Linked DNA regions of Homo sapiens: region 1 is linked to region 2. Evidence: chromatin loops called from intact Hi-C (ENCODE). Cell type or tissue: B cell. All regions are shown on one strand. Links, peaks and the distances in the headings refer to the core of each region. The heading gives the core; the rest is flanking DNA. Region 1 has its middle 65 kb from the start of PAX2. Region 2 overlaps PAX2 (paired box 2).

Region 1 (12,346 bases), core at 2,432-10,431, 150 kb after region 2:
TGAGAAAGCACAAGAAGTTGGATATTAGAGATGCTTGGATGGCTGAACTTCCCGTCGGACCACACTGCCTCCCACATCCTCTTTGTTCTCGGGTGGAAGCCAGCATCTTTGTGTCTGCCTTAGCTCCCATCCCGCTTTGCCTACTGCTGTGGTCACCAACATTCTCGAAGGCACTGGCTTTGACACCCAAGGTCATCTTTTACTCATATCCTGTCCTCATCCCCATACCCTGTCGCTTACCAGGTCCTGCCATCTCTATTTCTCCCATCCTCTCCTTCACTCAGGTTCACCCACCCTGTTACATCAGTCCCCCGTCTGCTGACTTGTTTCCATGCTCTCCCCCAACTCCTGTCCCATGGTGACCTCCCCTAAATACCCCAAATCCCCAAACACTCTTCTGCCTGTGCCCAGAACCCCACTCTGCACCCTCCGTCCCACACCTACAGGGTTGAGTTCCGTGTTCTCACTCAAGCCTCAAAGCCTGCAAGACCAGGGCCCACTGTCTCCCCTCTGTCCCCCTCATCCTTGCCCACCATATATCCATGTAGGGTCAATTCCAGCCAGGTGGCACCACTGTACCTTTGATCTCGGTGTCCCCACTAGGAATGTCCTCTCCCGTGGCTCCAACCAACCACTCATGACCCTCTTCAAACTACACCCTCGCTGGGCTCCGCTAATCTACAGTGATCTTTCCTCCTCTCTAGCCTTCCTTAGCCCTCACCACCCAGGCGTCCATCATCTGTGAATTCACGGCCTGGGACCATCACTGCACTTTCTGTGACTTGTATCATGCTGGACCAGGGACCCTATGTTTAGTTCACATACCTTATTCCAGTGATTGCAAATGCTCTCCTGGGTCACATATCCTAACCCATATGTCCCCTATGCAGCAGGGACCCCTGGATAAGACATTAGACAGGAAGTCTGTCTAACTCACTCCCTCTGTCTCTCACTCATGTTGATGCTAGCAGAGATCTGAGACTTCAGCTCCCTCATTTTATAGATGGAGAAACCGAGGCCCAGCCAGAGGGGTGTCATCCAGGGTTCTGCCTGAGTTGAGACTCACATCTGGGTCTCTGGCCTCACCATCCTGCTCCTAGGGTTCAGGTCATCACTGTCACTCATGTGTAAGTTGGCAATAGTACTTGTAATCTCAGGGACTTGGTTTCTCCAGGATGGAGAAAAGCAATGCTGGACCATGATGCCTTCCTCAAAGTGGGATCGGGGTAATTGGGGAACCCTGTAGCAATGGCAGGACTTTTAATGAAGCATCTACTTCCCCTCTCACCCTCTTCCACATCCAAGACTGTTCAGCCTTTGCCCATGTGTTCCCTCGCCTGGCCACTTCCAAGGGCTCTGACCCCTCCTTCTCCTCACCCACCACAAAGGTGGTGGCCCCCCATTGTGTGGGGGGCCATGTTACAGGCATGTTGCAAGCATGTGGCAGGCATGTCACAGGCATGGCCATTTCCAGTTGGCTGCCTATGCCACACAGGTCAGGTGGCGAGTGGCCCAGGCTGCCTGCACGCCGTGTTTAGCAGTGGAGCTGAGTGGAGGCGGTGCCTGGTTCCCCAGCCACAGTCTCTCGTTAGAAAGAAATTAAAAGCCACTCAATTTTGGCTAATATCCCTCTGAAGGCCTTTAACTCCACCTGTGACTAACCCATTCATAATCGCTCCGTTTTAGTGGCTCAGGCTGATGTAGCCTCAATTAATTTGGGAGGAGAGATAAACGGCCATTCCTCTTTGTCTCCCATCCCTTCCTCCCTTCCTGCCCTCTCTGTCGTCTCCCCCACAGCCTCTCTGTCTCTCTCTGCCTCAGGCTCAGTTTTTCTTTCTCCCTTTCTGAGTCTCACCTTTCTCATCCTGATTGTGGGGGTCTCTTTCTCTCTCTCTTGAAATTTCTGTCTTTCCAACTCTTTCTGTGTCTTGTTCAAAGTCTGTCTGAGTTTTTTTTTGTTCTCTCTCTGTTTTGTTCTGCCTTTCACTCACTCTGTCTCTCACTCTTCCCAACTCTTTCTTTTTCTTCATCCATTTCTCTGTCTGTCCGGGCCGCTGTTCTTTTGTCTTTGTCTTCCTGCCGTGTTTCTCTGGGCCCCCTGCTTCTGGTCACTTTGCCCATTGTTCACTCGGCTTTGGGGCTAGTTTCCATACCCCTGAGTGCACTGTGTGTTTTGTCTTGCTCTGTTTCTGATACAGTTTTCCTGGCTGTCTCTCTCCTCATCTCTGTCTTCTTTGCCGTCTCTGTCTCTTTGTCTCCGCCGCACCACCTCCGGATCTCTCTTTAGTTGCCTTTCATTCCCCCCACCCCTTCTATCTTAACCCTTCTCCCACAGCTTCTCTTCTTCCTCCTTTTTCTCTCTTGTTTCTCTCCTTCCTTTCCTTTTCTTCTGCCTCTGTCTCTCCATTTGTCTCAGTTTCTGCTGTGTCTCCCTGAGTTTTTCTCTCTTACCTTCTTTTTTCTGTCACAGAAATGACTTTTCTCTCACCCCTGCCCCACAGCGCACGCACCTTTTTTCCTGGGGCCTCAACACCCCCCCACCCAGCCCACAAGTCCTTTTGTCTTCCCCTCCCCTCTAGATTATTATTAATGATAAAAGCTCAAACATCACATCAGTAATTTCTGAGTGAGTTTTGCAATGAAACTGGGGCCTTCTCAGCCCCTCCCGAGTCCCACAAATTTTACTTTTGTAATTTCACGCCTCTGGTTATCACCACGCTGCTCCGTCCCTCTCTGCCTCTCAGCTCTCCTCCCCTCCCCCCTCCCCCCCGGAGAGAGCACTTAAACTTGTTTTCATTCCCTTATTCTTTATTTTTTTAATGTCCACTCTCTCCGGAGTCAGTAATGTTCTTCCTCTCTTTCCTCTCCCATTTTCTGTTAATTCTGTGCCATCTGCCTTAGCATCTGTTAAAAATAAAATTTCCCTCACACAATGAGAGGCCTCCCTGCTCCTCCCCTCCCCCCTGCAGCCCCCCAGGTTTGGTGCCGGGGCCGTCAGATGCCACTTCCTCTCCTGGGATCCTCCCCCCTCCCCCCGTCCCTAGTCTGGTTTTCAGAGAAGAGACACAGCGCCGGGCAAGCAGGCGGCAGGGAGGGAGGGGGCTGCCCAGGGGGCCTGGAGCTGGAGGGGCAGCTGCAGAGGGAGCTAGAACTGGGGGGTGCAGAGGATGGAACCAGGCTCCACCCACTTGCCTTCGGGACCCTGCCGAGGCTGGAGCTTTGAGCTGCTGAGACACAGCACCTGCACAGGTAGGTGACAACAGGTGGGGGAGAGGTTTGAGGAGACAGTCCTCGCTCCCCAGGGAAGGAGTCGTTGATAAATCCATCAGCCTTTTTCTGAAAAATAATGCTGGGGCATGAGGCTGGGATGGTGGGGGAAATGGATTGGGGGGATGGAAGGACAGCCCCTAAGTCCCAGTAGCTGGCCTCAGTTTGGGCTAAATATGATGCTAGACAAGGTGTCCTTAAGATCGGCTGCCCAGGGTCCCCTCCCTATGTCTGCTGGAGGACTGTGTCCCTGCTGCCCTAAACTCAGCTTGGAGAAGGGAGGGGAAGGGAGTCAACTGACCCCCATTCCCTGAAGACTTTAGGAGGCAGAATGCTCTTGGGTTGAAGCCAGCTTCCCAGAGGGTCTGAAAGGAGACTGGCGGTGTGTATGTTTGTGTGCCTGTGAGATTATGGTTTCCTGTCTTCAGTGATCTGTGCAGGTGTGTCTAGGAAGTGTGTGCATATGGACTGGATTTTCACTGATTTTCTTTCTCTGTCACATCATGTCTGGCTACAGCTGTTAAGTGTGGGTGTATTGTGGGTGTTATGGTGGGTGTGTAGCTATACCTCTCCATGAGATGGTGTGTGCCAGTGGCTATGTTGTGACTTTGTATCTCTGTGGGTATCTGTATAAATGGTGTCTTACAAAAAAAAAAAAAAACCTATCTTCCTGTGTATGTGGCTGTGTACAGTTGTTCATATCTTATTATTTTGGTGTGTTTGTATGTGGAAGTGTTACATACCTTGTGTATCTGTGTATTTGTACATTACATCTCTTTTGTGATGTTGGGTGTCACTATTTCTCTGTGTGAAACCTCTTTCCCTTGTGATGGGGTGCTCTGAATGTGACCAATGGCAGATAGGCACTTGTGTATGGCTTGCTTTACTTCTGAGTGAGATAGTGAGTTTGGTAGTCTCTCTCTCTGTGGGAGGGTGATCCTGTATGACTGTCTCTGGTGACATATGCACATTTGTGTACGTGTGTGTGCACACGTGTGCTGCATGCTTCCTTTTACTCAGTGCCACACAAATCTGTGGGTACTGGAGGTGGGTTTGGCTGTGCCAGACATGGTTGGGACGAGGCATGTACAGTTATGGTGGTGGATCCAGGAAGGTGGACTGAGAGAAGATCACAAGTGGGAAACTGAGGCAGCTCAGGTGTGGGATGGTGAAAAAGCACAGGCTCTAATACCAAACAGTTCTGAGTCCAATTTTTTTTTTTTTTTTTTTTTGAGACAGAGTCTTGCTCTGTCACCCAGGCTGGAGTGCAGTGAGGCAATTTTGGCTCACTGCAAACTCCACCTCCTGGGTTCAAGCAATTCTGTCTCAGCCTTCCCAGTAGCTGGGACTACAGGCTCATGCCACCACACCTGGCTGATTTTTGTATTTTTAGTAGAGACGGGGTTTCACCATATTGGTCAGGCTGGGCTGGAACTCATGGCCTCAGGTGACCCACCAGCCTCCGCCTCCCAAAGTACTGGGATTACAGGCGTGAGCCACTGTGCCCAGCCCCTGAGTCTAATTCCTAGCTCTGCCCTTAACCAGGTCAGTGACAGCAAGTTACTTAAACTCATTGAGTCACAGTTTCTACATCTATAAGATGAGAACAATCATATTTATGCCATAGAGTTGTGAGGAATAGAGACAAAAGATGTCAAACAACTAGACTGCACCTAATAGTAATAAAATAATAATAACAAAACAAACCATTATTAAGTGCTTACTATTACATATTGGCTTCCTTTACTCCTCATATCCACTCTAGAAGGGTCCTTACTGTTTTAGAGATGAGGAAACTGAGGCACAGAACATAAATAACCAAGATCAGACAGCTAGTAATGGCAGAGTACTTGCTCAGCAAATGATAGCTTTATTTGGAAAGTAGATGCTTCCAGCAACTCCTGGTAATATTATTCTTATGAATATTGGGGAGATGAGTATGCATCAGATAGACAGCACTTTGTTCCCCCTTATAAAAGTGGTCTCTTTCCAGGTCATCCCAAACCCTGCACCCTAGAGGAGCTGATGGCTCCTGGGACTGTTTTGGAGACTGGACAAAAGAGGGAGGCTGAGGAGAAGGATATGTCCCCATCCTCCTGGCTGCCTCTTGCCAGCCTTGATCGACACCAAAGACGCAGTAATCTCTCTCTGGCCCGAGGGGAGCAGCAACGTTTGTGAAACAGATTTTTACAAAATGTTTTGACCCTGCTCTCCCCTCCCCCCGCATCCCTGCCTGGCACCGTGTCACCTAATTAAATCAGCCTTCGCGGGCGTCTCCGCTCCCTGCTAATTGTGCCCTGGGCCGGCTTCCGGAGGAGGCTGCTGTCTCCATCCAAACACCGCCACCCGCTCCCCAACCCAACTCCCAAGGGCAGTGGAGGCTGAGTGTCTGTGTCTGTGTGTGTGTGTGTGTGTGTGTGTGTGTGTGTGTGTGTAGGGAAGGGGTTGCAGGAGGGATCCCCAGGGGGTCTCCTGTGGCGATTTCCGCGGTCCTCCCTCGCGGAAATCCGGGAAACTGAGGCACCGGCTCCAGATCTTCTCGGCCCAGCTTCTGCCCAAGGACCGGGGCCCAGATCTGAAATGACCTGGGGCCTCGGGAAGGCCAGCCGGAGCGTATCCGAGTAATTGTCTCCGCCAGACGCAGAGCCGAAGCAGGCGGCTCGGAAAATCCCGGATTTCTTTCCCCTTCACCGGCTGCACCGGACCCGCTGGAAGCCGGGCGGTTTCATTTACAGATCCCAGCCCAAGCGCCGGGGGAGGCTGGGCTGGGCTGGGCTGGGAGGGCGCGGGCCGCCGCCACCTCTGTCCAGGGTGCTGAACGCGCACGGGGCCGGACGGCTTTTCTGCGTCTGCCGGCATCAGAGCAATGACGAAAAATACTTACAGGCGACTTCTACTGAACGATTACGTGAGGCATGCAATGAGCTAAGCGCTTCCAACCTCTGTAGAATTAATTCTCACTGCAACCCTAAGAAGGGAAGTTTTCCCATTTTAAGGATGAGAAAACTGAGATTTAGGTTAAAGAGCTGGCATTGGGGATGGTCAAGGGAGACATTCACTTCATCTGTAGTGTCTGATTTCCTTTCTATTCTTTTTTCACAACCAATAGTACATTTATATATTACTTGTGCATTAAAAATAAGTTTTTTTAAAGTGAATTTTTTAAACTGTGGAACAGTCTTTTGAGCATATAACCCAGGTTCTTCAAAGGGAAAAGAGATTCATACACATTTTAAAAAGAGAAAGAAAAAAGCAACCAAATACATCATTGGGTGGAACTTGTGTGGTTTCTTATTTGAACAAACCAAATGTTAAAAAAAAAGGAAAATTTGGATATGAATTCGGTAATTGATGATATTAATGAATTCTTACCAATTTTGTAGGTGTGATAGTGGTATTGTGGTTATGGTTGTTTGTTTTTTAAGTCTTTAGTCTTTTTTTCTTAAAAAGAGATGTTGGCCCATCGCGGTGGTGATCCCAGCACTTTGGGAAGCCGAGGCAGGCGGATCACCTTAGGTCAGGAGTTTGAGACCAGCCTGACCAACATGGAGAAACCCTGTCCTACTAAAAATACAAAATTAGCCGGGTGTGGTGGCACATGTCTGTAATCCCAGCTACTCAGGAGGCTGAGGCAGAAGAATCGCTTGAAGCTGGGAGGTGGAGGTTGTGGTGAGCTGAGATTGCACCACTGCACTCCAGCCTGGGCAACAAGAGCGACACTCCGCTCTAAAAAAATAAATAAATAAATAAAAAAGAGCTGTTAAGTGACTTGTCCAAGGTTACTTAAGAACCTCTTTCTCAACTACTCTAACAGCCCCCTAGCAGATCTGAGCAAGTCTACAGTCTGGTGTGTTATGGGGGCCTGTCTACAGGTTTTTGTGACTGTCTCTGTGTGGGTTGGTATGAGGCGCTGGTATTATATCTTTGTGGGAGACTGTGAGTAGTAAGTTTTGAGTGCTAACTATATGCCAGCCTTTCTATAATAATATCTTACAGCATTTTAAACTCAGAACAATGCTGGGAGGGAAGAATTACCATTCCAGTATTGCAGATGCAAGAACTGAGGCAGAGAAAGTAATTGCTTGAGGTCTTCCAGTTAGTAAGGGATGGCACTGGATCCCACGTATTTTGACTCCATTTCCTAATGGTCTTGCTAATTGATTAAGCCACAGTGGCCTTACAGCATGTGTAAGAAGTGTGCCTGAATATGACTTCATCTAGTGAGTGGAAGTCAACAACTGTGTGTATGATCACAGCAGGGACTCTCTTCCTGTGATACACTGGGGTGGAGTTGCAGGGAATTACAGATCTGAGGAAGGAAGATTGACTTAAAATAAACCAATTAGCCAGGTTCGGTGGCTCACACCTGTAATCCCAGCACCTTGGGAGGTCGAGGTGGGCAGATCACAAGAGGCCAGGAGTTTGAGACTTGCCTGGATGGTGAAACCCTGTCTCTACTAAAAATACAAAAATTAGCTGGGTGTCGTGTCACACATCTGTAATCCCAGCTACTTGGGAGACTGAGGTGGGAGAATCACTTGAACCTGGGGGCGGAGGCTGCAGCAAGCTGAGATCATACTGCTACACTCCAGCCTGGGCAACAGAGAGACTCTGTCTCAAAATAATAATAATAATAATAATAAAATAAACCAATCAATGGGAATGAGAATGGGAATGATCAGATCCACTAAAGATTTACATGAACTGAATAATTTACCTTGTGGCAAAATACAGCTAAATTTGCTTTTGAAGTTAGAATCTCCCTGTCTATAATGATAAAACATACTGTCCATTAAGCACCCCCCAAGCTTCTGTCTCCTTATCTGCAAAGATACATAGAAACCATGCATATATAGCACACAGTCTGCCACAAAGTAAGGATTCAATAGAGTGACCTTTGTTATTGAAGGAAGAAGCATAATATAATGCATGAAAACCAGAGCAGGGCATAATCTTGGTCTCAAAATTCACTAGCTGAGTGGCCTTAGGCAAGTGACTTACTTCTCTGGACCTCACTTCCTTCTTCTGTGATAGCGAAATAATCGTACTTTAAAAGTTCATAAAACTTAAATGAGATAATATATAAAGTTCTTGGCATAGTGCCTAGCATATAGTAAGTGCCCAACAAGTGTTCACAGTTGCTACTTTGTACCAAGTGTTTTACATATATTCTCTCTAAGCCTACAAGCTATTTGATATTCCTGCTCAGGCTCTTTTTGTATTCCAAATGCATACTTGTTCCACTTACCCGGCTGCCGGTCTTTCCAAGAGCGACTTCCTCTATTTGAATGTTTCTGAGAGTCAGTGCAGAGGGCTTGGCACAGGGGACTGAAAGGAAGACCGAGAGGGAAGGACTCTGGCCACAGGAAAAAGCACTATTGTGGGAGTTATGAGATTGGAGTTAACATCTTGAACTTGCCATTAACTGATTGTATGACTTTGATCAACTCATGTTTTTCCTCTCAGAGGCTCAGCTATCCTACCTGTAAAATAAGGAGGGTAGACTAGATGAGCTATGATTTTTTTTTTTTTGAGACAGAGTCTTGCTCTGTCGCCCAGGCTGGAGTGCAATGGTGTGATCTTGGCTCACTGCAACCTCCGCCTCCCAGGCTCAAGCGATTCTCCTGCCTTAGCCTCCTGAGTAGCTGGGATTACAGGCAAGCACCACCGCATCCGGCTAATTTTGTATTTTTAGTAGAGACGTGGTTTTACCATGTTGGCCAGGCTGGTCTTGAACTCCTGACCTCAGGTGATCCACCCACCTCGGCCTCACAAAGTGCTGGGATTACAGGCGTGAACCACCGTGCCCGGCCTGATGAGCTATGATGTTGTAAGATTCTCTGGGTAACTGCATGTGTTCAAGAGATTTGAGGAGAATGTGAAAGTATGACTGTGAATTCTGTTGGACTGTGAGAATGTACGAAAGAAGAGTGTTGGGTTGAGTTGCAGGGTTGTGGGTATGGTTTCAACAACATAAATGACAATGACTGAAAGGAACTCATGACTACACTTCCTTAAGATGAAGTATATCAGTGTGAGACTGCACAGGAGTGAATAATGTAGGTGGGAGTGTGTAAACATCAAATTCTGTGAATGTGCTGTGTGCAAGAATGTGGGTGTAAAGGTGTGAAAATTATAAGACAAATTATGTGAGAATAAGAGGGTATGGGTGTGGTTGTAAGGGAAGTATATAAGTTGTGGGATTAGATGTGAATGTGTGAGTGCAGAGGTGACACATGTGTGAGGGATACTGACAGAGAGAGCAGAGTAGGGGAGGGTTCTGCAGAGCAGGCCCCCCAGGCAGGAAGAACCTTAGACATTTTACCCTCACCGCTTTCCTCCCCTTGTGGGGGCCTCTAGAGTGACTTGTAGTGCACTGTTTCCACCATGGTTCTATGCCCCTCAGCCACGGTATCAGGTGCACTTTTTTTTTTTTTTTTTGAGACGAAGTCTCTCTCTGTTGCCCAGGCTGGAGTGCAGTGGCACTCCAACTGAACTCACTGCAACCTCTACCTCCCAGGTTCAAGCAATTCTCCTGCCTCGGCCTCCCGAGTAGCTGGGATTACAGGCGCATGCCACCATGCCTGGCTAATTTTTGTATTTTTAGTAGAGACGGGGTTTCACCATGTTGGCCAGGCTGGTCTCGAACTCCTGACCTCAGGTGATCCACCCACCCTGGCCTCCCAAAGTGATGGGACCACAGGCATGAGCCACTGCACCCAGTCCAGGGACACCTTTTGAGGAAAATCGAAGTTAACACTTGAGGTCCCACTGTGGGCAAACCCAGTGTAGCTTCCCTTTCTATCCTCTCCCTAACAGCCTTGGCCGGGAGACTTCAGAGATAGTGGCAAGACTGACAATGGGAGAATATCCTTGGGGCTGGAGAGGCTGAAACAGACCTCATCCCCGCACTGAGGTGGGAATATAACCCTTTCTTAAGAATATTCATTCAGGACTTCAGCTTACTAGGTAGAGATTTATGATTATACAGAGAACACAGACAGATATACAATTATACTAGGAAACAAGGCTTACCTAGACCTTCATAATCACAGATGTGTCCACACACACACACACACACACACACACACACACACACACACAGAGAGAGAGAGAGAGAGAGAGAGATAAAGGCAGGAAACTGGTCTGAATCAAAGTTTTTGTTGTTGTTTTGTCTTTCAAGAAAGTGCTCATTCATTTAAGCCCCGGGTGTTCAATCTTTTGGCTTCCCTGGGCCACACTGGAAGAAGAATTGTCTCAGGCCACACATAAAATACACTAACACTAGCTATAGCTGATGAGCTAAATATAAATATATATGTGTGTGTGTGTGTGTGTGTGTGTATATATATCTGTGTGTATATATATGTGTGTGTGTGTGTATATATATGTGTGTGTATATATATATATAAAATGTTTTAAGAAAGCCTACAAAGTTGTGTTGGGGCATATTCAAAGCCATCTTGGGCTGCATGCGGCCCACGGGCCATGGGTTGGACAAGCTTGATTTAAGCAAAGGATAAAGGACTAATAATAACCTCTTTGGATAGGAATATACAGAGGTACAACCTTTGGAAAAGGCAGTTTGACAGTGTGTGCCCAAATATAAAATATCCTCGGTGCCCCTGTGTCCTTAAGAAAGGTTCCTTGTGTCCAGCCTGAATCCAATAATTCCATTTCTAAGAATTTACCCTAAGGAGATAATTGTACAAGTGCAAAAAGATCTGTCTGCAAATACATTCATCTCAGGGTGTTTTAAATAGTGCAAAACTGTCTGGGCATGGTGGCTCACACCTGTAATCCCAGCATTTTGGGAGGTTGAGGCGGGTGGATCACCTGAGATCAGGAGTTCAAGACCAGCCTGGGCAGCATGGTGAACCCTCATCTCTACTAAAAATACAAAAATTCACCTGTCGTGGTTGTGCACACCTATAATCCCAGCTACTTAGGAGGCCGAGGCATGAGAATTGCTTGAACCTGGAAGGTGGACATCGCAGTGAGCCGAGATTGTGCCATTGCACTCCAGCCTGGGCAACAGAGCAAGACTCCATCTCAAAAAATTTTTTTTTAAAAGTGCAAAACTGAGAACAACCTAGATGTTTGTCAACAGAAGACTGGCTCAGTACATAATGCAATGGACTATAATGCAACTACTAAAACAATCATATAGCTCTCTTTATTGAAACAGAATGGTGTTCATGCTGTATTATTGATTAAAATGGTAGATTATGGAACAGAACATACAATGTTAGTGTGTTTGTATTGCACACCTATATATATGTTTATTTAAAGGCAGAAAGATGTTTCTGGTAGGATGGTCACTAAAATAGCAACAGTGGTTCTGTGACTCCAGTGGGCTTTATTTCTGGCTTTCTTTATATTTTCTATATAGTTTACAATTTGTACAGTGATGATGTGTCTCTCTTTTTTTTTTTTTTTTTTTTTTTTTTTGGGGGGATGGAGTTTTGCTCTTGTTGCCCAGTCTGGAGTGCAATGGCGCAATCTCGGCTCACTGCAACCTCCGCCTCCCGGGTTCAAGAGATTCTCCTGCCTCAGCCTCCTGAGTAGCTGGGATTACAGGCATGCGCCACCATGCCCAGCTAATTTTTGTATTTTTAGTAGAGACGGGGTTTCTCCATGTTGGTCAGGCTGGTCTCGAACTCCTGACCTCAGGTGATCCACCTGCCTTGGCCTCCCAAAGTGCTGGGATTACAGATGTGAGTCACCATGCCTGGCTGTCTTTTTTTAAAAATAGAAAGAAAGAAAGCTGCTTTCTGCATGCTGTGCCTTCTCTGTGCCAGTCTCTGCTTGGCACAGACAGCACAGCAATGAACAAGGGAGTGGCTCCTTAGGAACTGCCCAGGATTACACCTCCACAGCAAAGGTGTTGGGAGTCACAGTGACCTTGATGGTAGCATCCCAAATGCCCTACAACTGCAAACTGTGTCCTCTTCCTCCTGCCCTGCCCCTTGCCTGTGTTCAAATGATCTGTGTTCATTTTTTGGAACCAGAGTGAGAAGATGGGGGTCACCTAGAGAACCTGTGGGCTTGGACATAGGGGAGGGGGGCAGCTGGGCAA
Region 2 (12,005 bases), core at 1-8,000:
ACTGCACTGGATAGGGAACGGAGGGAGGAGATAGGACAGACGACCACCCCTCCACCCACGTGGAGAAGGCCTCAGACTTCGGGTTCTGAGAGCCAGCACCCTAAATCTGGGTGCGGGTGTACTGGTAGGACCACAGAGTTGGCCTAGTATAGGCGCCTAACTAGGAGTTATTCTGAAGTTTCGGAGAGTAAGAACTTCCTGTCCCCAGGGCCGGGGTGCGTGGGGGAGGGTGGCTACTAAAGGGCAGGCTAGTCTCGGCCTTCGCCGTGGTTCAGCTGCCGCCAAGGGGGTCTCGGCAAAGGAGTTGGAGGTGGCAGCGGGAGTGTAGTTGGGAGGATCATTGAAGGGGCTTTTGGGGATCGACCAATGGAGGGGAGGCCCATCTCAGAGACAGGGAGAGACAAACTTGGAGCCATGGGGAGTGACATACAAAATTTTATTCTTTATTTATTATTATTATTTATTTCTTATGTGCACAAAAGAAAAAGAATCAAAACGAACCGACGCACTGAAAGTGGCCGAGGAGACCAGAACCGTCCGGGGACATTTAGCAGGTTAGGCCTGGGCCTGGGTCCGGGGTCTCTGCCCGGCCAGCCCCACAGGACTGGGATGGGCCGGACCTCGGCGCCCTCGCCGCCCTCGCCGCCCCGTTCGGGCCACTGGAGCCTGGCTGGGCGCCGGGTTCCCTTAAACGATTCTCTTTTCTCTTTTTCCTTCTCAAATAAAAAGGGCTCGCAGGGGAGAGAGATCTGGGCGAGGACTCCAAGCCTTTTCGGATTTGTTCAAGGATTTTTATTTATTTTCACTTTATTGACTTTGTTTCTGTTATTTCGAGTCGTCACGATCCACGGGTGAGGAGACATGCAGGGCGCATCGCCACTACCGAAAGAGCAACTACGGGGCGGGACGGGGCGGCCCGGCCTTCGGCCGCCCGGGGCGCGCGGGGCACGCCCGCGAGGGGGCGAGCCCGGGGGCTGGAGCTGCCACCTCGGATCTAGCCTGCGGAGACAGGGCGGCCGGGCCAGGTCTGGGGAGAGAGGCCGAGGAAAGAGCAGAGACAGACAGACAAGAGCGACAGAGACGGAGAGAGACAGAGACAGAGGGGGAGAGAAGCGGAGAGGAGAGAGGGGCAGAGGGAGAGAGGGGCAGGGAGGAAAAAGCGAAAACACGGAATTACAGAGAAAGAGCCAACAAAACAGGCCAGAGGAGTCCACAGGACCATGTTCGTCATTTTGCATAGAGATTTCTTTTCTTTCGTAATTTTTTTTTGTAACATAAAAAATGCCCCCCTCCCCCAGGACGTGCTGTGCTTTAATGGGCGTGTAGCTGTGTCCCCCCCTTCCCCCCCAGCGAGCGGCGACTCTCACAGCACAGACAGCGGGGCGTATCTACAGGCAGGGCCGGCGGGCGACAGGGACTCTACGGGGCCGGGCGGGGCGGGGCGGAGGGGGAGGGGTTATGTACACCGGGTTTCGCCTTCACACGACACACACCGTCTTTCCACAAAGCAGCAGCCTGGTGGGCTTTTGTGTTGTTTTGTTCCTTTTTGCAAAGACCATCATATTAAATAAATGTAGACTTTTTGTGGTTCTGTTCAGTTCCTGCCGGAGGAGGAGGCTGGGAGGGGATGGGAGGAGTGGAGTGGGCAGCCCCCCACTTCCACCCCGCAGCAGCTCAGACGCCAGCTCAGAACCGGTTCTTACCACCGGCAGATTGAGAGTCTGTGTCGGGGGAGGGGGCATCAAGTAACTGCTGGAGGAAGACCCCAGTCCGCAGTCTATGGAAACTGGTCCTGCGGCGGTCCCGGGAGAGCGTCCGATGGGGCTGCGAGTCAGGGAGGAGGATGCAGGGCGTCAAGGGACAGGCGAAGGACTGGCAGGAGGGGAAACTGGGAGGCCAGCAGGTGGAAGAGACGCTGAGGTAGGGGCAAGGCAGGGCTGAGAGCCGGGTCTCGCAGCAGGAGGTGCCGGGCCCTGGGGAACTAGGCAGGCCAGGAGGAGCAGTGAAGAGCCGAGAGTCCGGCTCGATCGGTGCGGGCTGCTGGGCCCCCCGATCCTTGGGTCCCAACCTTGGAAAGACCTGACGCCCCCAAAGCCCGTTCCTAGAGCCGGACCCCCACACCCCCATTCCATCTTCTGGGACAGGGCACACCCGGAAGGCGAGGGCAGTCCGGCTGGCACTGGGGGAAAAGAATTTTTCCCAGGGATTCGGCAGCGGGCTCTTCCTCCTGCAGAAAGTCGTTTTCTTCTTAATCTCCTTGGCCCAGCCCCTCCAGCGAAGCCTCCTGGCGCCCGAGCGTCCGAGGCGGGTGCCCGGGGCTGGGCCGCGCTGCGGTCCGCGCTGATTGTGTGTCACAGAAACATCCGGCGCGCGCCAGCAGGTCGCGCCCGAGTCCGGCAGGGTGGCTGGCGGGCTTCGGGGCTGGCTTGGTGGAGGCCGGGACGAGCTGGGCCGAATCCCCCTCACGGCGCCGCGCAGTCCAGGCAGGCGGGGAGGGGCGGCAGGCGGGGCTGGGGGCGGCGGGCCCGGGCCTGAGGGTCCCGCCCACGGCTCCACCCGTCCTGTCCGACCTTCGAGGGGGGTGATGTGAAGGGTTGCGGGGGTCGTGGGATGGGGTGAGGCTGGGGCGGTGGCCGGGAGGCATCGCGTCGCGTCGGTCCTCCCTCCCTCCGGGGTGGGGTCAGACGGGGACGATGTGGAGGCCGAAGCTGTCGGCCTGAAGCTTGATGTGGTCCCCGCGGTAACTAGTGGCGGTCATAGGCAGCGGCAGCAGCGGCAGGGGCGGAGCCCCGGGGGGCGGCACTATAATAATAAGGGGAACCTGGAAGTTAACACAGGAGAAGAATGGGCTGGGTGAGAGGACAAACAGGAGAACAAAAAAGGAAAGAAAAGCACAGAAAAGACCTCCCCTGGCTGGGGTCCAGCGGGATCCGGACTGGGAGACCTTGGCTGGGCAGTGGAGCCAGTTGCCCCGGAGAATAGTTGCGTTCACGGGGCATGAGAGGGACCCGATCTGGTGACGCCCGGCTGCGCACCCTCCAGGGGATCCGAGGGCGAGGGCGGCGCAGAGCCTTCGAGCGACCAGGGAGGGCACGGGAGGGCAGGAGGTGCGGGCGTCCTCGAGGGGTCCCCGGGCCTCAGTGCTGCACTAACAAGCCTGTCCCCCTGGCCCGGCCGGGTCCCCAGAGGTCGGGTCGCCGGGAGTGGGACCGTGCCCAGAAGCCGCGCGGCCGCGCTGAGCCGCCGGCCAGCCAGGTGGCGTACTCACTTAGTAAGGCGGGGTTGCTGAATCTCCAAGCCTCGTTGTAGGCCGTGTACTGGGGGTGGCTGTACGGGTTGCCGGAGAACTCGCTCCCTGCGGGAGGGTCGGGGAGTGGGGATCAGACGCCTGCAAGCCAGGGCGGACCCCACGAGTCCGGCCGGTGGCTTCTCCGCCCGCTCCTCCCGCCGGGTCTCAGGCGCAGGTGTCGCGGGCAGGGTAATGGCCGTGGCGGGCGGGCCGGGCGGAGGTGGGGCGATCACCGCGTCCGCGTGGAGAGAGCCCGGGGAGGCGGGAGGCACCGACGCGCTCGCACACCCACGGGCGGGACCTGTGGGCCGGTGCCCGCCCAGGGCTTCCCAGCGGAGGCGCTCGCGGCCACCCACGAAGGGTTTGTATTGGGGCGCGTCCACCCTGTCGCGCTGGGGGCCAGGGCCTTTATAGATGCCACTCCGGTTCTAGGAGGCATGGCCCCTAATGGGTGGAAATGGGAGTGGGGGGCGGTGGCGAAGAAAGGCCTTCGGGACATTTTTCTCCCAGAAAGTCCTAAGAATGGCATCAATGTGCAGTGCCAACACAAGAGGTGGGAGCTCTTTTGGGAGACACCGCCCTCCCGCCTTTCCCTCAAGAGGTTGGATGCGTGGGCTACGCGGCAGGGGATGGAGGCGGCGCAGGTGGACTGCCCGCTGGTCCGCTAGCGGTGAGCGGAGGGCCCGTGGGTTGGGAGCCGTCGTCGGAAGCTACCTCCCTCCCTCTGCGGGAGAAAGGCCAGGCCTCCAGGTTTCCCCCTCGCCCTTTCTCCTGTGTGATGACCCCAGACTGTTTACAGTGATCCCTAACCGCGGGTTAAGTAGAGGAGAAGGGGCCCCTCTCTGAGAGGGAGCTGGGGTGGGGGTGGGGGATGCAGCCACTGGAAAGCCTGTTTATTGACGAGGAGGGAAAGCATGCGTGCAGCAGGATAATGAGCTTCTGAGCTCAACTGTGACCAAGAGGAACTGAGCTATCTCCTTCCCCATCGCTAATGAAACAAGTGTAATTTCCTCATCAGCACTAGATTCTGTTTAACGACTCCCCCCTCGACACCACGAGCTCTCTGCGGCTCCCCTCTTCCCCACCTCCCTGCAGACTCCCTGCCCCCACCTCCCCACTCTTCCCTCACCCCACCTCTTTAAAACCTCCTCCAGCCCCCACCTGCTCACTGCTGGGAGTTTCTCCCTAAAATCTCCTTGCCTCCCAACAAGGCTTCTACTTTCCTTCCCCTAAATCTGGGCAGGAATCCCTTTACCCACACCTCTAACTCCCTTCAGCCCCTAGTCCATAAGACCCAGCAGCAATCTCCCTCTTTGCCGCTGCCCCTACCCCAAGCTCTGCTTACCCAGGGTTATACCTAAATGTCCCTGGATGGATGGGGCCAACCACTCTCTTCTATCCTCCCCATTCCCCATACCAATGAGAGTTGAACTTCAGGGAAAGGCCACATAGAGGGCGGCCAGAGGGAGTGAGTTGCTGGCTGAGTGAGTCTAACCCTCCTTAAGACAAGAGTGTTTTGGTGTTTGTGCACATAGGAACTTCAACTCTCTTTGGCTTCAAGACCCTGCTCCCAATCTGGGGTTAGGGGTTAGGTATAGTACAACCTCCAGCTGCAGTCACCAGACCTTAAATACAGCCTCTGTCTCTCTGATTCAAACAACCCAAACCCAACTCCTCTGATTAGGGATGGGTCAGAGCCCCAGGGAAGCAATGGAAGGCTGGGTGCCTCTGAAGAGGTATAGGGGTGTTCTAGCCTGTCTCACTGCAGCGACTCTCCCTGCTTCCCGCCGCAGCCTGACCTCCATTCCTCTTAGGGACTAGCTCCCTACTGTCTCTGGGTTGGGGTTGGGGTTGGTTCTCAACATTGGTCTTCCCTTGTGTCTTGGTGTGGACCAGGGTGGCTTTGTCTGAGTGACTGACATGCCCCTGGAAATGGTTCTTGGCTCCAAGTTTCCATGGAAACCAGGGCAGGCTCTTCCAAGCAGTGTCAGCTGGCTGGGGTGGGCTGGGCACTGAGGGTGGAGCTGAGGCTGAGTGCTCCTCGGGCACAGACTTGGGTGGGTGGGCGCTGTGGAGGGGCCATGACATACAGTGGGTTGCACACAAGGGGGCACTTCTGCAAGCTTCCTCCCCGGCTTGCTCATGAGGGAGGATGAGGGACCAACTGCAGCCTCTAAGGAGAGAGAGGGACAGAATAGCAGTGGTTTGCAGGGAGGGGACGTTGTGTCTCCCCCCACCCCAGCCTCAGACTACAGACCATTCAGCAGCTCACCCACAATTTAGTTCCCCCCACCTAGATTAGGCAGCTGCAGCATTGTCACCTACCAGGCACCATTCCTGCCAGGGTGGAGGTGGGGTAGCTTCCCTGGCCAGTGGGGGGCACGTGAGGGGGGTAACCAGGCAGAGTGGTGCTCGCCATGTCACGACCTGGAAAAACACAAAGGGGAAGGGGTGAGGCCTGGAAGAAAGGGGCCTGCCTCTACTCACACCAGGGTACTGCACGGAGAGGAAACTCTTGGAGAGGAAAGAGCTCTGTGCAGACGTGCAGGGGTATGTGTGCCACTGTGCACCTGAATGCGCCATCTGAGTGTGCCTTTGCATGTGTCTAAGCTAAATGTCTATGATCAGCTGTGTGTACGCATCTCTGTTTTGTGTAGCTCTTTGTGTCTCTGTGTATTTGTGTGTGTGTGTGTGTGTGTGTGTGTGTGTGTGTGTGTGTGTATCTGCCTTTGCCTGTGTCTCTGTGCATTCCAAACCCAGATGGAGATGGGAGGGAGATGACCTGGTTTTACTCCTCCTTCTCAGCAAGATATTCAGCTGTGGTCTCTCCAGCAGCCAAATGGACCTCTATCATCTTGCTTATCTTTCCTCTCCCTAACACCCCATCTTTCCTTCAGGCTTGGAGGACACCCCACCATCACCCCTACAGGGACTGATGGCTATTCCTTGTCCTCTCCAAGTGGAGCTGCAGGTCCTGGTCCTGGCAGGTGTGGAGAGCAGGGGGGCAGCCAGTGGGCTATTTTGCTGTTAGTGTTTATGGCATTTACATGATAGAAAACCACCCTGAAGTGAATCAGGAGCTTTGAGCCAAAAGTGCAAGTGGACCAGATAAAGTTCCAATGAGCAAAATCTGCTCCCCCACCAGCTGCTGGACTTCTGTCCCTGGAGGGCTCTATCAGCTAAAGCCTGGAGGGTGGGAGACAAAGCGAGTCAAGATGAGGGTGCTACCCCTGGTCCACCGACATGTCCTCTGGGACACAGCTGCACATGACTGGGCTCCCTACCTTGCCTGCATCCTCCATGGCTATGAAGGGGCCACCACCTCCCTTTGCAATTTAGCATGCTCTGATCTCTAATAATAATTTGCTTTCTCCCCTCTGCCATAATCTCTTTATCCTCTCCTGGACCTCCTGGAACCCCCTTAACCCCTCCAGATTCCCCTTATTCTCCTCACTAGCCAATGCCACTCTATTACTCTAATGCCTCTGTCTATCCTTGGGAAGGCAAGGCATGGCTGGAGAAAGTAACAGAACTATGCATACCTGGGCCCGTTCACTTTCTTTTCATCAGCTGGGCCATAGTCATTATTCTCCCAATGGCTATTCCAAAGCATCTCTCTCTCTCTTTGCTACTCTCCCTTTGAAGATGGCCTCACCTCCCTGCATTCCAGAGCTGTATGAGTTTCCTCATCCCTACCTTGACACGTCTGAGTGATTTATCCTTCCCTAGCTATACAGAGCTACAGCTCAGGTTTTTGCATTTCTAGTACCCTGCTGAACATTTTCCTTGGCTGTCCCTCTGTTACCTCAAACCTAACTGGAATAAAAACAGATTCATCTTCCCTCTGTCGGTTCTTATGATCTTGAATATCATAAGACCAAAAACTTTGGAGTCCTTCTTGACATAGCCTTCTTCCTCCCATTCTAGATGAAGTCAGTCACCAAGTATTGTCAATTCTCCTTGGCAATGTCTGTTACATCTGCTCAATTTCCATTTCTTCCACTACCTTCCTAGCTCAGCTTCTAAGCACCTTCTTTTTGCCACAGAATATTTTTGCTTGCATTCCCTGACTCCACATTCTTCCCCTCCTGTCTGTCCTAAATGTGGCTGCTTGGCTAGTCCTCATGAAACTTTGCTTTCATCACACCACTTCCCTTGTAAAAACTATTACTGATTCCCTGTAGTCTATAGTTTGAAATGAAACTCTGTGGCTTTTAAAGCTGCTAAGGTACTCTCTCCATCCAACTTAAGATTATCACCTCTCCTGGTTTAGTTTGACTGTTTTCATGGCTTGTGTGATGTGAACCCCCTATGCTTTTGCCATGACCTTTTCTTCTTCCTTACGGTTTTCCTCTCCTTCCCCACTGAAGCCTTAAAATCCCTACCATTCTACCCATCAGGGAAGTTTCTCTCTTCCAAACTTCTACAGCATCTGTGCTGCATGGTTTACCATGCCATTATATTTCATAATATATGAGCCCTGATGTTTCATATCATAGCTTGCTTCTTCAAACAGATCATAAGCAACCTGAGGGCAGGACCCTGTCTTCTGCTTTATCCTGCATAGTTGAGAACGTGGTAGATGCTCAATAAACACTTGTTGATTAATCGTCCATCAATCTATTGCACTTAACAGCCAATTCCTGATGGGTTATCATTTTTTTTATTGTTTCATGTATATTGGTCTCATTAAAGAAGTAAAGGCTTGGATAAAATGTAAATATTAGAATATGCTTTTTCTTTAAAAAACAATTTAAACAATAGATTATGATTTTTTATAGGCTGATAAGAGGTTTACAGTGAGGGACTCATATATTGTGACTTTATTATGCAATAGAATGACTTTCCTCTATACCTGTCTAATATAGCCAATATCTTTCATTTCCTAAAACTCGAGAACAAGCAGAGTAGAACTGCCAAACAAGAGATCACTTTTGACTCCTAGAGAGACAGAATAAAGGATTTGTGTTTGCTTTGATGTGGGTTTTCTTTTATTGACTTCTGTTGTCATTGAAAGCTACACTCCTCCTGACTGTCTCTCAGTGGAGTGGACCTGAAGTAGACAATGACAGCAATATCAAAATCAATTCCTAGAGAGATTAATAATATGGCATTTATTGGTCAAAAAAAAGAGAAAGGCCCAGGACAGGATCGAGTTAGGGAAGACGCAGAAGTTTTGAAGCTGAACAGATATAGAAACCTAATTCCTCCTTCCCTGTCATCATAAAGTCTGCAAAGCAGCAGGAAAAGGGGTGTGCCTCTTTCTTAATAAACAGGAATTTAAATGCATCTGAATTCTGGTTTTCAGTTTTATGATTCCCACAATCTGTCACCATGAATTCCTTATAATCTAAGGTTTTGTCACGGAATCTCCTACCTCACTTCAGGAGGAAGGAAGACAGGCTGGATAACTAGAAAGATGTTTCCAGCTAACCTGGATGCAGTCCTATTGGAAAGTTTTATTTCTACTGCCTTTCTGTCTTGCAAAATGGCAACTTCCCTCAGGTAGGAACTTTTGCATGCTGAAAGTCACCCACTGAACAGCTGATTGAAAGGCACATTGCCAAATTCTATTTAGAAAACTGAAGTTGGGCAGTGCCATGTAGAAATTTTTAAAACGTGAAAGAAGAGTCCCAAGACAAGGAAAAAGCACGCAAGCTTCCTCGTGTTCTGCATACAGCTGTGCACCTGCTGCTGCGGAGTCTATAACACCAGTATCTCCACAAAGGAGTACCCTGTTCAGGACCCCTGAGCCAGCAAAGGTGCTGGCCACTGCATACAAAGCACTCTCAATTGCTTCATTAGCACACAGGTGACACTTAAAGAGCAGAAAAAATTGACCAAACTCTTGCCATATATTCTTCTGGAACACCATTGTCAATAATGGAAAACACATACTGCAGGAAGTTTTCAAATTACTAAGACTGTCATACCATTTGCCCAGCAGCATTCTTTGAGCAAGCCTCTTTTAGTGAAAGAATATGAATGGGTAATGGAATCTGTGCAAGCAAGAATCGACAGAGCACTGGGCCTTGCTGTACTATAGATGGATGGAAAAACATGAGTGCAGACAGACTCTAAAACTGTACAACAGCACAGCACCTCCTTTATACAAACAAGCAAAAGCACAGAAAAAGGAGAAAACAGTTATGTGGCAGAATACATCAGTTATAAAATATGTGCCACCCAACAGAAAGCAGTAGAGGATTTTTGTTGCTCAATGACAATGGCCAGTAACATAAAAACAGCATCAGAAATTACAAATGGACAAAACCCCACATATTATTACAAGAAGATGGGCATTTCATGTTGGACACTTGCTTTCCAAGGTTACAAAGTTGTTTTTTGTTTTTCGTTTTTTGAGATGAAGTCTCGCTCTATCGCCCAGGCTGGAATGCAGTGGTGCGATCTCGGCTCACTGCAACCTCCGCCTCCTGGGTTCAAGTGATTCTCATGCCTTAGCCTGTAGCTGGGACTATAGTTGTGTGCCACCATGCCCGTCTAATTTTTGTATTTTTAGTAGAGACAGGGTTTCACCATGTTGGCCAGGCTGGTCTCAAACTCCTGACCTCAAGTGATCTGCCTGCCTTGGCCTCCAAAAGTGCTGGGATTACAGGCATAAGCCACCGCGCCTGGCCAAGGTTACAAAGTTTTTAAAGATGAATAGCCTTCCAGATGATGAGGTAACTTCCTTGTTTCAAGGGTGAGACAATGAAGGCACAAAGATGCATCACAGTTTTCCCATGACTACACAGCTAGTAAATGATACAGCCAAAATTTGAAGCCATGTTTATACCACACTGCCTTTTAATAACACGAAGCCAGATACTCCCCAAAAGAGCCAAAGAAAAGGAAAAGAAGTCATCTGACAAACAAAGTCTCATATCGTCATGGCTGTGGATAAAAAGGACTCAGAGAATAAAATCCCGATGCCAAAAGTCTATAATAAAACTCCATGGGGTGGAGTATTAATCTCCTGTGAGAGTTTTCTGAAAAACAAAGAGGGTCTTCAAGAAACAGTGGTAGTGGAGAATCTTAAAGTCCCCAGAAGTGTTCAAAGCACTGTACTTGATGAGGATGTCTTCTCAGTTCAACTGCAGAAGTCCCTGAAGATTCTAAAGCCAATTTCTACAGCAATCACTACAACTGCATCAGACAGTGCACTTTCGTCAGACATTCCTTACCAAATGGGCCAGATCAAATCAACTGCTTTGGAGAATCTAAGTGCAGCTCCCCTTACAAGTACAGAGAAAAGCAAAGTGAAAGACTTTATTAAGAAAGTTGAAAAATTGTAGTCATCAGGTAATTTGTGCTACTTTCACCATCAGGTCTAAGATTCAAGGTCAGAGCTGTGTTTCTACTTGGGCCAGGACTACCTAGCATTCATTGAGCACCTTCTATATGCTGGGCGGTGTCCTTAACATTTTATATGATGTATTATCTCATTTAATCTTCATATCAACCCTATGATGTTGATGTTTTTATTTTTATTTTTATTTTTATTAAGACGGAGTCTCGCTCTCGTCACCCAGGCTGGAGAGCAGTGGCACGATCTCGGCTCACTGCAACCTCTGCTTCCTGGGTTCAAGTGATTATCTTGCCTCAGCCTCCCAAGTAGCAGGGATTACAGGCACCTGTCACCATGCCTGGCTAATTTTTATATTTTTTAGTAGAGACGGGGTTTCACTATGTTGGCCAGGCTGGTCTCCAACTCCTGACCTCAGGTGCTCTGCCTGTCTTAGCCTCCCAAAGTGCTGGGATTACAGGCGTGAGCCACTGGGACCAGCCATTGATATGTTTTTAAACTCCCCCCCCTTTTTTTTTTTTGAGACAGAGTCTTGCTCTGTCTCCCAGGCTGGAGTGCAGTGGTGCAATCTCCACTCACTGCAACCTCTGCCTCCCAGGTTCAAGTGATTCTCCTGCCTCAGCCTCACGAGTAGCTGGGATTACAAGCGCCTGCCACTGCACCCAGCTAACTTTTGTATTTTTTAGTAGAGACAGGGTTTTGCCATGTTGACCAGGCTGGTCTCGAACTCCTGACCTGAGGTGATCCACCCACCTCGGCCTCCCAAAGTGCTGGGATAACAGGGTGAGCCACGACGCCCGGCCTTTAATCCCCATTCTATAGATGAGAAATAAACTCAGAGGGGCCAAATATTACGTCTGAGATTTCACTGCTAGTAGATGGCAGAAACTGGATTACAGAACAGGCTGTATACTTGGGAAATGATCCTGGAATGATATTGTTCTCAAATAGTGCAGACCCAGAAAATAGATAGGTGTTTGGTCCAGGAAAGTAATATGGGATCATGCTAAGTGAATCCTTCCTATAACAGAACATCTTGTCACTTCTTGTTTCTTATGTGTTTCAGTTTCTTCCACTTTTTTACAGTGGGGGTTTTAAATTGGGGTTAACTGATCCCTCAAGAACCCATAGATCACTTCAAGGGGTCTATATAAATCTATACATAAAATGTTATGGACATTGTATATCTGTATCTTTCTGTGTAGATGGTACATGACTTTTATCATATTCTCAAAAAATATGGCTTAAAGATTAATAAGCACTGTTTATAAAAAAGTGAAAGAGCCCCGTTCTTTGGCATAAGACACTGATTTGTTTGCAACTACTTGAATTGTATCAATAAACAGGATGATACAAAGCACAGCAAAATAACATGTGAAGTAGCAGGGAGTTGCATCTCAAGTCAAGGAA

Evidence for each region. Peaks named below come from ENCODE experiments on the same cell type or tissue, not always from the same donor. Only the 100,000 strongest peaks of a DNase experiment are listed, where the experiment ranks them.
Region 1: it touches region 2 in a loop (5-fold over the local background); 3 of 110 quality-filtered maps call a loop at or near these places.

Annotation. Positions count from the first base shown.
Region 1 is chr10:100,674,654-100,686,999 of GRCh38, reverse strand. No RefSeq gene overlaps it. Among named protein-coding and RNA genes, the nearest start is that of PAX2, 65 kb to the left of the region's middle. RefSeq lists enhancers at 2,645-3,146, 5,771-6,382. In B cell, for the core only: no CTCF peak of the experiment used is centred there; a DNase peak (open chromatin) is centred at 6,069; H3K27me3 peaks cover 4,659 bases.
Region 2 is chr10:100,818,359-100,830,363 of GRCh38, reverse strand. PAX2 (paired box 2) reads right to left here. Exons shown (of 10, transcript NM_000278.5): 8 at 5,615-5,716; 9 at 3,269-3,355; 10 at 420-2,821. The coding sequence ends at 2,745. Among named protein-coding and RNA genes, the nearest start is that of PAX2, 79 kb to the right of the region's middle. In B cell, for the core only: a CTCF peak has its summit at 3,273; DNase peaks (open chromatin) are centred at 1,513, 2,803, 3,333, 4,253 and 4 weaker places; H3K4me3 peaks cover 4,027 bases; H3K27me3 peaks cover 6,660 bases.